Regions from separate parts of the Homo sapiens genome. Here region 1 is linked to region 2. A link is an interaction called in ENCODE POLR2A ChIA-PET data of the cell type or tissue named here. Cell type or tissue: OCI-LY7. All regions are shown on one strand. Each heading gives the region's core, and the rest is flanking DNA. Links, peaks and the distances in the headings are about the cores only.

Region 1 (7,411 bases), core at 1,018-6,017, 64 kb after region 2:
CTGTTCATGTGGTGTATCACATTTGTTGACTTGCATATGTTAAACCATTCCTGCATCCCCAGTATGAAACCCACTTGATCATGGCGGATTATCTTTTTTGATATATTGTTGGATTTGGTTAGCTAGTATTTTGTTAAGGATTTTAGAATCTATGTTCATGAAGGATATAGGTCTGTAGTTTTCTTTTTTTGGTTATGTCCGTTCCTGGTTTTGGTATTAGGGTGATGCTCGCTTCACAGAATGAATTAGGGAGGGTTCCTTCTGTCTATATCTTGTGCAATAGTGTCAAAAGGATTGGTACCAATTCTGTTTTGAATGTCTGGTAGAATTCTGCTCGGAATCTATTTGGTCCTGGACCTTTTTTTTGTTGGTAATATTTAAATTACCATTTTAATTTCGCTGCTTGTTATTGTTCTGTTCAGGGTATCTAATTCTTCCTGATTTAAGCTAGGAGGGTTGTATTTTTCCAGGAATTTATCCATCTCTTCTAGGTTTTCTAGTTCATGTATGCAAAGGTGTTCATAGTAGCCTTGAATAATCTTTTGTATTTCGGTGGTGTCAGTTGTATTATGTCCTGTTTTGTTTCTTAGTGAGGTTATCTGGATTTTCTCTCTTCTTTTCTTGGTTAATCTTGTTAATAGTCTATCAATTTTATCTTTTGAAAGAACCAGCTTTTTGTTTCATTTATTTTTTGTATTTTTTGTTTGTTTGTTTCAATTTCACTTAGTTCTGCTCTGAATGTGGTTATTTCCTTTCTTCTGATGGGTTTGGGTTTGGTTTGTTCTTGTTTCTCTAGTTCCTTGAGGTGTGACCTTAGAATGTCAGTTTGTGCTCTTTCAGTCTTTTTGATGTGTAGGCGTTTAGGGCTATGAACTTTCCTCTTAGCACCGTTTTTGCTGTATTCCAGAGGCTTTGGTAGGTTGTGTCATTATTGTCATTCAGTCTGAAGAATTTTTAAATTTCTGTCTTGATTTCATTTTTGACTCAGTGCTCATTCAGGAGCAGGTTATTTAATTTCCATGTATTTGCACAGTTTTGAAGGTTCCTTTTGGAGTTGATTTCCAGTTTTATTCCTCTGTGGTCTGAGAGAGTGCTTGATATAATTTCAACTTTCTTAAGTTTATTGAGACTTGTTGTATGGCCTATCATATGACCTATCTTGGAGAAAGTTCCATGTGCCATTGAATAGAATGTGTATTCTGTGGTTGTTGGATGAAATGTTGTTTTTGTTCCAAGGTATAGTTTAAATCCATTGTTTCTTTGCTGACTTTCTGTCTTGATGACCTGTCTAGTGCTGTCAGTGGAGTATTGAAATCCCCCATGATTATTGTGTTGCTGTCTATCTCATTTCTTAGGTCTACTAGTAATTGTTTTATAAATCTGGGAGCTCCAGTAATAGGTGCATATATGTTTAGGATTGTGATATTTTGCTGTTGGACAAGGCTTTTACCCTTATATAGTGTCTCTCTTTGTCTCTTTTAACTGCTGTTGCTTTAATGTTTGTTTTGTCTGATATAAGAATAGCTAGTCCTGCTCATTTTTGGTGTCCATTTGCATGAAACGCCTTTTTCCACACCTTTACTTTATGTGAGTCCTTATGGGCTACGTGAGTCTCCTGAAGACAGCAGATGGTTAGTTGGTGAGTTCTTATCCATTCTGTGGTTCTGTATCTTTTAAGTGGAGGATTTAGGCCATTTACATTCAATGTTAGTATTGAAATGTGAGGCACCGTTGCATTTATTGTGCTGTTTGTTGCCTGTGTACTTTTTTTTGTTTTTGCTTTTTAAATTATATTTTTGTTTTATAGGTCCTGTGTGATTTATGGTTTAAAGAGGTTCTGTTTTGATGTGTTTACAGGATTTGTTTCAAGAAACAGAGCTTCTTTTAGCAGTTCTGGTAGTGGTGGCTTGGTAGTGGTGAATTCTATCATTTGTTTGTCTGAAAAAGACTATCTATCTTTCCTTCATATATGATGCTTAGTTTCGCTAGATACAAAATCCTTGGCTGATAATTGTTTTGTTTGAGGAGGCTGAAGATAGGGCCCCAATCCCTTCTAGCTTGTAGGGTTTCTGCTGAGAAATCTGCTGTTATTCTGATAGGTTTTCCTTTATAGGTTACCTGGTGCTTCTGTCTCACATTTCTTAACATTCTTTCCTTTGTCTTCTCTTTAGGTAACCTGATGACAATGTGCCTAGGTGACGATCTTTCTGCGATCAATTTCCAGGAGTTCTTTGCTTCTTGTATTTGGGTGTCTAGGTCTCTAGCAAGGCAGGGAAGTTTTCCTCGATTTTTCTCCCAAACATGGTTTCCAAGCTTTTAGAATTCTCTTCTTCCTCAGGAACACGGATTATTCTTAGGTTTGGTCATTTAACATAATCCCAGACTTCTTGGAGACTTTGTTCATATTTTCTTTTTCTTTTTTCTTTGACTTTGTTGGATTGGGTTAATTCAAAGACCTTGTTTTTGAGCTCTGAATTTTTCTTCTACTTGTTCAATTCTATTGGTGACACTTTCCAGAGCATTTTGCATTCTATAATTGTATCCAATGTTTCCTGATTTTTGTTTTTTGTTTTTTTGTTTAAGCTATTTCCTTGAATATTTCTCCTCTCACTTCTTTTATTGTTTTTTGATTTCCTTGCATTGAGCTTTGCCTTTCTCTGGTGCCTCCCTAGTTAACCTCCTGAATGCTTTTTCAGGTAAATCAGGGATTTCTTCTTGGTTTGGATCCATTGCTGGTGAACAAGTGTGATTTTGTTGTTGCGGGGGGGTGGGGGCGCGGTGTTAAAGAGCCTTGTTTTGTCATATTACCAGGATTACTTTTCTGGTTCCTTCTCATTTGGGAAGGCTCTGTCAGAGGGAAGATCTAGGGCTGAAGGCTGTTGTTCAGATTCTTTTGTCCCACAGGATGTTCCCTTGATGTAGTACTCCCCGCTTTTCCTAAGCATGTGGCTTCCTGCAAGCCAAAATGCAGTGAATATTGTCTCTCTTCTGGGTCTAGCCACTCCGTAAGTAAGTCTACCTGACTACAGGCTGGTACTGGGTGTTGTCTGCACAGAGTCCTGTGATATGAATCGTCTATGGGCCTTCCAGACGTGGATACCAGCACCTGTTCTGGTGGAGGTGGTTGGGGGGTGCAATGGACTCTGTGACGGTTCTTAGCTTTGGTGGTTTAATGCTTTGTTTTTGTGCTGCTTGGACTTCTGCCAGGAGGTGGCGCTTTCCAGAGAGCACCAGCTGTGGTAGTATGGAGAGGAACTGGTGGTGGGTGGGGCCCTAGAACTCCCAAGATTATATGCTCTTTGTCTTCAGCTACCAGGGTGGGTAGGGAAGGAGCATCAGGTGGGGGCAGTGGGAGGCGTGTCTGAACTCAGACTCTCCTTGGGCAGGTGTTGCTGCAGCTGCTGTGGGGGATGGGGGTGAGATTCCCAGGTCATTGGAGTTGTCTACCTAAGAGGATTATGGCTGTCTCTGCTGAGTCATGCAGGTTGTCAGGGAAGTGGGGCAAAGCCGGCAGTCACAGGCTTTGCCCAGCTCTCATGCAAACCAAAGGGCCAGTCACACTCCCACTGTGCCCCCTAACAGCCCCCAGTCTGTTTCCAGGCAGAGGGCAAGCCAGGCTTGAAAACCTGCCCCAGGCTACCTGCCTCCCAGCTGGGAAAGAACAAGGCTTGGTTCTTTTCCTGCCTGTGGAGTCTGCACACTGGATTTGCGCCCTCCCCTGAGTTCTGGCCAGGAGGCTTCTCGCCCCATTCAAATTGTTATACAGTTCAGCTAGAGATTTCTTTCTTTCTGTGGAGTTTTACCTCCTGCTCCTCCGGCTGCCCTCTCGACGGATCCTTGTGGTGCCCAGCAGGAAGGGCCTGTTTGGGGACCCAGCGAGCTCCCAAGGCCTTTCTGCTGCTTCCTCTACCCCTGTATTTCGCTAGGCTCTCTAAATTGACTCTGCTCCAGGTAAGGTCTGAAGCTTCTCCTGCAAACAGACCTTTAGTTTCTCCAGTAGGGGTGTGTGTTTGGGAGAGGAGGGTCTCCCTTTCCCACTACCGCAGTTGGGGCACTCATAGTACTTGGGATGTCTCCCGAGTCCTGCAGGAGCAGTCCGCTTCCTTCAGAGGGTCTGTGGGTCCTCTCGGGATTTCTGGTTTGTTCTTGCAGTCGATCTGGAGCTAAAATTCATAATGCGAGTCTCTGCATGCTGCTCTGTGTGGAGCTGCAATCCAGTCCTGCCTCCCGTCCACCATGATGATCCTTGCCTCCTCTTACATATTTTCATTTATTAATATGGGATCATGTAGTCTGCAGATTTTCATGTGCTTTTCCCCCACTTAGCAAGCATCATCAACACTTTTGCATTTGACTATGTACTCTTGTGCCATTCATTTTCAATGACTGCCATATTCCAATCATGTAAGCATCTCTCCACTGTTATTAGATATTTCGTCTAATAGGCTTCCTATTCTTCCCACATTTACTCTGTGAGCATTCTCAGAGAATCCAGTGATATGAATATAGGGACAGATGACATTGTTCTTGGTTCTATAAAGCCTTGTCCTAGAAACTTCACATGCCTCAGTTTTGGTGTCAGAGAACAAAGGCACTAACAATGATCTGCTGTCTGGAGTCCTCAGATCATACTCATAGTGCCACTGAAAGTCATAACTTCCCAACCTGGCTCATCATTCTGCAACTACAACTTATTCCCAGGCCACTAATATTTCAGAGGAACAATACAGGCAATTGAAACCTGCAATTTATGGGTCAAGTACACAGAACGGCACTAAGTCAACCCTTCTGATGTTAGGATGACAATAGTATGTGATCTGGGGTCTTTAGGGTGGCAGCATAAGACAGTACCATGTTTGGTTTGAAGTCTTCCTGGTTATTTATCTCAGAGCTTGTCCAGGAATGACAAAGACACATCACTTCTATCCTAGGTAGTGTCTCCAGCACCATAGCGGCAGTTATTAAGAGGCTGAAATCAGCAATCCTGGCAGTCTGTCTGATTAGCCAATAGAATAATGATTTGACCTGACTGCCAAGCACTGAGGATTCCTATCTGGGGATTCACCACAGAGGTCCTTCTGGGCATCTGGTCAAGTGTGGCATGATGGAGTCTGACAGGCTGGATTGCCCTGGTCTAAATGGAGCTCTACTCCAGGTATGTTATCTTGATTTCCTTTCATCTTACTTTCCTGAACTGTGAAGTATCTTGAAATAATCTTTCATATAAAGGCAGTCAAATTAGACTAAAAATACATCAGCTTTCTCTAAGTGTCAAATGTTTACGAAAATTTACAGCTGCAAACTTTTACTTTTTACTTATCAGGATTTTTAATTTTGTCAGTAATTTTGAAGACCATTTGTTAAGGGACTTATTCCAGGAGGCAGTATTGTGAATTGCTAAAACTACAGACCATGTGGTCAGGCATCCTGGGTTCAAATCCTGCCATTTACTAGCTGTATCACTGCTCCGCAATCATTTCTTCAGCTTCAACATGAGAAAAGTGTGCCTATTTCAGGTTCATGAAAATGAAAGAAATAAATGTCAGAAAGGCACTTAATGCCAGCCTTGGAACACAATAGTGCTTAATACATATTATTATTATTATTATTGATTCAGGGTCTGTTGTGCAGGCTGGAATACAGTGGCATGATCCTACTCACTGCAACCTCCACCTCTTGGGCTCAAGTAATCCTCCCGCCTCAGCCTTCCAAGCAGTTGGGACTACAGGTGTGTGCCACCACACCCAGCTAATTTGATAGTTTTTTGTAGAGACGGAGTTTCGTCATGTTGCCCAGGCTGGTCTCAAATTCCTGAGCTCAAGTGATCCTCCTGCCTCAGCCTCTCAAAGTGCTGGGATTACAGGTGTGAGCCACTGCACCCAGCCAAATATTAATATTATTAATTTTAACATTTAAAGAAAATTATACATACAGTTAAATATTTAATACAACTTATTAGCAATCTAGGTGCTGTTATTACTATTGTCTTTACTAAGTGCAGGCGCTCCTGTCCTCTAAGGAGTTGAAGTCTAAACAGTAGTCACTTACGATTTATTTCAGTATACATTCTACAGAAACTGATGAAATAATGACATAGAAGTAAGTATGAAATGTGAAGATGCATTGCTCAGCTTGAACAGATGTGGGAAAGAATTGCTGGAGTCAAAAGGCACATGCAGTGGAGTTTTACTTGGCCAGGCAGCAGCATGGGTAACTGAAAGTTTGTGGTTGCTACTTCTCTCTAGGATTTTAAACTCAGGCTCAAATCTAAAGAACTGGAGAGACCTCATGTGTTTCTATTTTGCTTTGTTTTGACCATTGGCTTTTATTGTCTGGAAGATATGATAAAATAGGTCCCTACCATAATAGGTGAAAAGTAACTTTTGTAATAATATGTGTCTTTATATAGCCCAGTTCAGGGAATACATTTTAATTCATTTGGTCTTTTTCCAGCTTTATTAATATTTATGCTAAACCGCATTCTAATAAAGTGCTTAAAAACCTGGATGAAGTCAAGTTAATAGGTAATAGTGTTGAAGTAAAAACAAGCAAAAAATTTTATTATTTTAAAGGAAGCACATTATTGTATGAAAAGTTACTTAAATATAGTCTTTCTATCATTATTTCCTATGGTTAACCTTATTTTCCCCTTTCCCTGAAATATTCATTTGGCAAATATAGAATCTGAAAAGCTATATTCACTGTAACCATTCTGATTTCTAGTATCTTGGTTAGGGCATTTTACTTTCCTAATTAGGAGCATGGCTCAGTGGCTTCTGGCTAAAAGAAAAAACAAAACAGCCTGGAACGTGCTCCTTACTCTCTTAGGAGAAGGGGGAGGCTGGAAGGGGCCTTCTGTCCTCATTAGGTGGTTGATACATTTCATTTGTATATTTCACAGATGCTGCTCAGGCAAGTGTGGTCACATCATTGCAGCCAGGTTTGCTAACTGGAGAATGTGAAAGAGTATACACATAATCTCAGTATCTCTGGAGAATTTGTGAAATAGGAGGTTTAATCCCATTGTCTTTATTGGCCCAAAGGCACAGAAAGGCACCAACCCAAATTTTCGGTCTCCATTTAGACCCTGAGGTGGTCACAATGATTAAATGTCAGATCTGAGGAACCAGAAAGTCCACCTTCCTGTTGTAAGGCTAAGCATGTTGTGCTGACCTGTATTGTGCTCTAACACCCTGGGGCAGGAGATGGCTCTTGAATGGCTTTTCAAAAAGGCTTTTCTTTTTTTTTTTTTTCTTTGTGGTGAAGGCATATTTTTATTTTTACTTATTTATTTATTTATTATTATACTTTAAGTTTTAGGGTACATGTGCACAATGTGCAGGTTAGTTACATATGTATACATGTGCCATGCTGGTGCCCTGCACCTACTAACTCATCATCTAGCATTAGG
Region 2 (7,411 bases), core at 1,679-6,678:
CTACACTCTTAAGATGGATACCTAAAAATATGTCCTTTCCTAAAAGATGTGTCTTACACTTCAAATATTTAACTTTGGAGATTTTTTTGTTTTCATCCAGGTTTTTCTCAATGCAGTGGACTTCTGCCATCTTTCTTGTATGCAGAAAGTGTAGCAGAGTCTTAAATAACTTTCTTTGCACATTTCTTTTGGGAGTATATGTATTTTACCAAACTGACCATGAGTCCTTCCAGTTTATATCTATGTGCTCTACTTTTAATACGGAGCTTATGGATCTTTCAGTGTCTGACTTTTATGCACAGCCTCACTCAGGAATAAGTCCCTGAGCTTCCTCTTTTCCTAGTATGTGGTTGAAGGAGGTGCTAATCCCCATTCCTAGTTCCCTTGCATCAAGTACATGGTTCTCAGTCTCCTATCTCAAATATAGCACTTGCCTTTTTTTTTTTTTTTCTTATGGCCTGATAGCATGGGCAGTTTTGAGCTTCCTTAACCTATTTGTAATTATTTTTTTCTGTTTGGGTAATTTTTATTTATTCAGATAAGATTTCTTTTGACCTAACCCTTTTCTCTTGACTCCATGGGTTCTTTGGCTTTATTGAGGGTACTGTGTTCTTCTCTTCTTTCATGTTTGAATTTCTTTTGTCATCTGTCTTATTATTTTCATTTTCTTTCATATTTTTCTCAATGCTGTTACCTTTTCTTCCTCCTCTAAGGATTTCAGGTAGAGAGACATCATTTTTCTTTGATTACTTGTGATGTATACATATACTTTTAAATTCTGTTAGTAGTAATCTTTATGTCAAACATGTTTTGACTGATATTTCTTGAATTGTCAAAAACAAGAAAAGGATAAAGACTTTTGACTCTTTTTTACACAGGCTAAAGACTCTAGCAAATCTTTATTTCCTCTAATTTTTTTTCTAACACATTCTAGTGTTTGTTATAAAATCTGAACTCTTTCATTCAGATCATTTTCAAATCATTATTAACTGATATTAGATTTTCTCCTTCAACTTCTATTTTTGAAATATGTTTAGTTATGTAGCCTTGTTATGACAACTATATTTATGTAATCTTTTGTTTAAACACTTTCAATGCTATCAAGACTTCTACAACCTTGAATTCAGTATTTTTATTTCTTTCTAGATCAACACGAATATGCATCTAATTTTATCAGAGTTCAGTTAAAATATCTGAGAATCTCTTACTGTTTATTTCTCCTTAGAAAACTTGGAAATGAATAGATTTAGGGGGGATACAAATTTTCTCCCTTCAAAAACTGCTAAGTAAAAAGAGCATAGATATATTTAGCATGGGATTAGTCAACTATATAGTGGCCCATCAACTACAAAAAAAATACGATGACGATATTTTTAAAAAAGAAAACCAAAAAGCTCTCTGCCCATCATATTGAAAAATCTCCACATTATAACCTTGATGAGATGAAAGCATCAGTATGTTATATGTCCATATTAACAGCAGCACTATGCACAATAGTCAAGAGATGGAAGCAACCCCAGTGTCCATTGCTGGATGAGTGAATGAATTAAATGTGGTATAAACATGCAGTAGAATATTAGTCAGCCTTAAAAAGGAAGGAAATCCTGACATGCTACACCATGGATGAACCTTGAGGACATTATGCCAAATGAAAGATGCCAGTCACAAAAAGACAAATACTGTATGATTCCACTTATATAAGGCACTAGAATAGTCAAATTCATAAAAATATAAAGTAGAATGATGGTGTCCTAGGTCTGAGGGGAGGGGGAATAGGAAGTTGTTGTTTAATGGATAGAGTTTCAGTTTTATAAGATGAAAACATTCTGGAGACTGGTTATACAACAATGTGAATATACTTAACACTACTGAACTGTACACTTAGAAATACTTAACTTAAATTTGATGCATTTTTTTTTACCACAGTAAAAATTATGGTACAGAGTATGCAAATTTAGGAGTCAAAAATGGGCTATAAAATTTTCAGCTGGTGCTGGAACAATTGACATCTACATGCAAAAAAAAAAAAAAAGAATCTAGACCCAAACCGTAAAACTCTTAGAAGATAACATGGGAAAATCTAAAGGACCCCGGATTTGGTGATGACTCTCTAGTTGCAACATTAAAGGCACAATCCGTGAAAAAAAGAATTAATAAGCTGGTCTTACTTAAAATTAAGTATTTATGCTTTGGAAAAGACACTGTCATGAGAATGAAAACATGAGCCATAGAATGACAGAAAATACTTGGAAAAGACATATCAAATATAGGACTATTATCCAAAATATACAAAGAACTCTTAAAACAACGATAAAGGCAGGCACAGTGGCTCATGCCTGTAATTCCAGTACTTTGGGAGGTCAGGTGGGCTGATTGCATGAGCCCAGGAGTTCAAGGCCAGCCTGGCCAACATGCGGAAACCCTGTCTGTACTAAAAATACAAAAGTTAGCCTGGTGTGGTGGTGCAAGTAGTAGTCCCAGCTACTTGGGAGGCAGAGGTAGGACAGCCGCTTGAGCCCAGGAAGCTGAGGTTGCAGTGAGCTGAGATGGCACCACTGCACTCCAGCCTGGGCAACAGAGAGCAAGACCCCAGAAACAAACAAACAAACAAACAAACAAAAACAACAACAACAAAGAATACACAGAAAACCAAACTCAACAATAAGAACACCAACAAGATTTAAAAATGGGCCAAAGACCTTAAGAATTATTTCACCAAAGAAGATTTACAGATGGCAGTAAAGCAGATGAAAAGATGCTCCATATCATCTGTCATCGGGGAAATGAAGTTAAAACAACGAGATACCGCTATGCACCTATTAGAATGGCTAAAATCCAGAACACTGTCAACACCAAATGCTGTCAAGGATGTGGAGCAACAGGAACTCTTGTTCACTGCTAGTGGGAAGGAAAAATTGTAGAGCCACTTTGGAAGACAGTTTGGTGGTTTCTTACAAAACTAAATATACTCTTACCATAAGATTCGGCCATTGTACTCCTTAGTATTTACCCAAAAGAGTGGAAAATTTACGTCCACACAAAAACATGCGCATGGACAATTACAGCAGTTTCATTCACAATTGCCAGAACTTGGAAGAAACCAAGATGTCCATCAGTAGGTGAATAAATCTACTGTGATGCATCCAAGCAATTGAATATTATTCAGCACTAAAAAAAGTCAGCTATCAAGCCATGAAAAGACATGGAGGAAACTGAAATGCATATTGCTATGTGAAAGAAGCCCATCTGAAAGCCCACATATGATATTATTCCAACTACATGACATTCCCAAAAAAGGCAAAACTATGGTGAGAGTAAAAAATCACTAGTTGGCAGGTACTGGGGAGTAGGGAGGGAAAAACTGGCAGAGAACAGAGTATTTTTAGGGTAGTAAAACTACTCTGTATGACACTGTATTTTTGCATTGCATGCATGTCCATATATTTTCATCAATATCCATAGAATGCAGGACACCATGAGTGAATCCTAATGTAAACCATAGACTTTGGGTGAATATAATGTGTCAATGTAGGTTCATCAATTGTAACAAATGTACCACTCTCATGAAAGATGCGATAATGGGGGAAGCTATGCATGGGTGGGGCAGGAGGTTTATGGGAAATCTCTATACCTTAAGTTCAATTTTGCTGTGAACGTAACATTTCTGTAAGCATATAAAATCTATTTATAAAATATAGATATATTTGTAATCGTGTACCCAAATATGCATAAACTGTACAGTATGCACAAGAATATGCCAATAGTAGTTGTATTCTATTTTCCAACTATAAGAATAGATTAGTAATTCATTTAAAACAAAGCAACAAATCAAATCCATGAGTAGATGGTTCTGTTGTTTATGTTCCCAGTAATCAATCTCCCACTTCCCAGTGAGAGAGGCTGTGTATCTGATAGTGAGGAGATGCTTTTTGGAGCTTCCATACCCAGAATTCAAGATGTTTCTTTTTACTGATAAAACCTGTTTAATGTCTGCAGTAGGCAGAATAATGACGGCCCCCTCTTCAAAGATATCCTGACCCTAATATCCTGGACTTGTGAATACTGTATGTTATTTTACATGGCAAAGGGAAATGAAGGTAGCAGGTAAAGATTGCTAATCAGTTAACTTTAAGACAAGGAGGTTATTCTGGATTATCTGATGGGCCCACAATAATCATGAGGGCTCTTTAAAGTGGAAGAGGAAGGTGGAAGAGGAGGCCAGAGTGATGCAATGTGAGAAGTGTTTAAAGAAAAACTGCAGCTGAATTAAATTTAAAGGAGACTAATTGAGTCTGCAGCTGAATTAAATTTAAGGGAGACTGAGCAATGAATGATTCGTGCATCCAGCAGCCCCCAGAATTACAGCAGATTCAGAGAGACTCCGGGGATGCCTCGTGGTCAGAACAAATTTACAGACAAAAAAAGGGAAGTAATGTACAGAAAACGGCAGTCAGGTGCAGAAACCCCCGGATTGGTTACAGGTTGGTGTTTGCCTTATTTGAACACATTTTGAATACTCAGCAATCTATGAATGGTTGAAGTATGACCGCTGGGATTGGCCAAGACTCAGCCATTGTTACAGGTGCATACTCCTAAATTAGGTTTTCAGTGTTGTCTGCCTATTAAACTAGGTTATGATTCATCTGCAAGGACTCAAATATAGAGGTAGGGAGTCCTTCTCAGGCCATATTTAGTTTGCTTTAACAGAAGTCAACCTACTGTTGCTTTTTTTTTTTTTTTGAGATGGCGTCTCACTCTGTTACTCAGGCTGGAGTGCTGTGGTGCGATCTCGGCTCACTGCAACCTCCATATCCTGGGTACAAGTGATTCTTGTGCCTCAATCTCCTTAGTAGCTGGGACTACAGATGTGTGCCACTACGCCCGGCTGATTTTGTATTTTTTTTAAGTGGAGATGGGGCTTCCCTGTGTTCGCCACGCTGGTCTCAAACTCCTGACCTCAAGTGATCATCCACTTTGGCCTCCCAAAGTGCTGGGATTACAGGTGTGAGCCACCATGCCTGGCCTGTTGCTGTCTTTGAACACGAAGGAAGGGGACTGTGATCCGTGGAATGCAGGTGGCCTTTAGAAGCTGGAAAAGGCAAGGAGATTGATCCTGCACTGGTCCCCAGAAGGGATGCAGACCTGCCAACACCTTAATTTTAGCCCAGTAAGATCCAGTACCCAGAAGTCAGGACTTCTGACCTACAAAACTGGAAGATAATATAATACATCTGTACTATTCTAAGTTGCTACATTTTGGTAATTTGTTATAGCAGTAGTAGGATACCATGGCTGTGGGCTGAAGAGATGACCGGGAACAAAATAATTAAACTCCAGCTAGTCTCTCTAGAAATCTGTTGATTCATTTTTGGAACTAAATTTGGATAAAGATAAGGAAGCAGTCTCTCTCCTTCCCTTATCCTCCCCTCCTTCCCTCCTTCCCTCCTTCCCCATCCTTTCCTCTCTTTCTCTCTTTCTTCAATTTGCAGCTACTCTTCTATCTCACCTGGTAAAGTATTTGTTTTCCACTGTCATTTCCACTACTTGACCTCACCTGGGATTTGTCTAGTAGAAATTCCTTCCAGAGTGTCAAAATGTTGATAAGTATTTCTAATTTTCAGTGCTGACACAACTTTGTAACTCATTATAGCCTTTCATTGTTATTGCAATAGAAGGTTGAGGAGGGTGAATTGGTACCAGGACCATAACAGGAAGTCAGCACCACCAAGATAGGTTTGTCTAAGTGCTTCTTATTTTTGTCCTCAGCTGGAGCCATCATCGCTGCATACCACTTTCCATTCCTAGCTAATTGCTCTATTTTCCTTTACCTTCCTCTTCTTCATTTCTTTCTGAAGCTCACTTAGGCTATGTGCTTATACAGCACCAAAGGCTCTGTGTTTAGCTGGGTAGCCATTTCTCTTATCACTTGTCATCTTTAATTGGAAATGTTTGAAACTGGCACTGATTACCTATTTCCCATTCAGGACCTTGAATACTTTGCTTATAAGTGGCCCTCTTTCTTTTTAAAGGTTGAACACAATGACTTTTTTCCAGGGGTTCCAGGTGTGTCCTTTTCTCAAAATCTAATGTGTTTTCCTGACTATAGTTTATACTCAGGTGATTTATTGAGCCTCATCTGTAATATGTCTTTGATTCTCTGAGAACCTTCCATATCCCTAAATGAAAAGCACTTGGCAGGTAGTTAACCTTACCTTCCTTTGCCACAATTCTATTTCATGTTTGTGTCAATGAAACCAACTCCTAAACTATCTGCTGCTTTTACCGAAACCATCCATATGTCACAATCTCTCTTTAACAACTCATGGAATCTTCGATCCTTAGGGTTGAGAAGGACCTTGAAAGTAACTCAGTTATATGTAATGACATGAAAATAGCATGATAAGAAATTAAGCAAATCACGATGTAAAATTACATATACAATATGATGTGTGTGTGTTGTGTGTCCTGGAGGAGTATATACTACAATGTTAATAGGATTGTCTCCGGGTGGTAAACTTACTGATGCTTTTAATCTTCTTTCTTATGATTTTCCACAATTTCCAAATTTTCTATAATAAGAAATACTAGCTTATAGAAAGTCATGGAAAATTGCTTTTAAAATTCCAAAGGGAAAAGTTTTCAGCCTAGAATTCTCTTATGTAATTACAAGTAATTATGATCCAATTGTGTATCAATAGCAGGCTAGAATAAAGACATGTTTAGACATGAAACTACTGAAAGAATTTAGCTTCAATGTGTTCTTTTTAGGGAACTCAAGGAAGATGATTTATTATAAGACAAGGAAATAAACTAATAAAGCAAAAGGCACAGGATGTGGGAAACAAAACACCCAAACCAAAACATTTGAAGAAATTCCTAGGAAAACAGACCTGCAATAATCATGGAAAACTGTCATCTTAGAAACGAACAGGAGCCGAGAAGGATAACTAGTTTTTTTCCTTTGGAAGAAATAATTAGGAAGTGATAGGAAATAGATAAATAATTAGGAAGAAATACGTCCCTAAATATGTTTCCATAGGTAGTGTTATTCACACATTTATTCATTCAGCCCTATTTATTAAGCAAGTACTATGTGCCTTTGCTATGTAAGTGCTGGAGACATAATAGTGAACCAAAATATCCTCTCTTTTTTTGAAACATAAGAAGATAATGGCTATTATCTCCTTTAATTTTGCCCACAGCCTCATTTTATAAATGAGGTATTCTTCCCATGTTCTAAATGAGAAAGTCAAGTTCAGAGGGTTTACATAACTTGTCAATTAGCAAATGCCAGGTCTGGAAGTTAAACATGAACTAGAAGCTCATACTTTCTTTGCTCTGCTCAAAGTGGTCTCTTCTGCAGGGAGAAAAAAGTATTTGCCAAGAAATCTACTTTCTTAGAATTGTGTAC

What was found. ChIA-PET counts read pairs that join two places held together with the same protein. Peaks named below come from ENCODE experiments on the same cell type or tissue, not always from the same donor. Only the 100,000 strongest peaks of a DNase experiment are listed, where the experiment ranks them.
Region 1: POLR2A ChIA-PET joins it to region 2 with 15 read pairs; 3 of 35 experiments call an interaction of 5 or more read pairs at or near these places.

The regions. Positions count from the first base shown.
Region 1 is chr2:167,841,066-167,848,476 of GRCh38, reverse strand. The region is part of intron 4 of B3GALT1 (beta-1,3-galactosyltransferase 1); the gene reads right to left. All of the region lies in intron 4 of B3GALT1-AS1 (B3GALT1 antisense RNA 1), which reads left to right. Among named protein-coding and RNA genes, the nearest start is that of B3GALT1-AS1, 96 kb to the left of the region's middle. RefSeq lists an enhancer at 3,363-4,330. In OCI-LY7, for the core only: a CTCF peak has its summit at 3,195 (motif pointing right); no DNase peak of the experiment used is centred there.
Region 2 is chr2:167,906,051-167,913,461 of GRCh38, reverse strand. All of the region lies in intron 1 of B3GALT1-AS1 (B3GALT1 antisense RNA 1), which reads left to right. Among named protein-coding and RNA genes, the nearest start is that of B3GALT1-AS1, 31 kb to the left of the region's middle. In OCI-LY7, for the core only: no CTCF peak of the experiment used is centred there; a DNase peak (open chromatin) is centred at 4,461.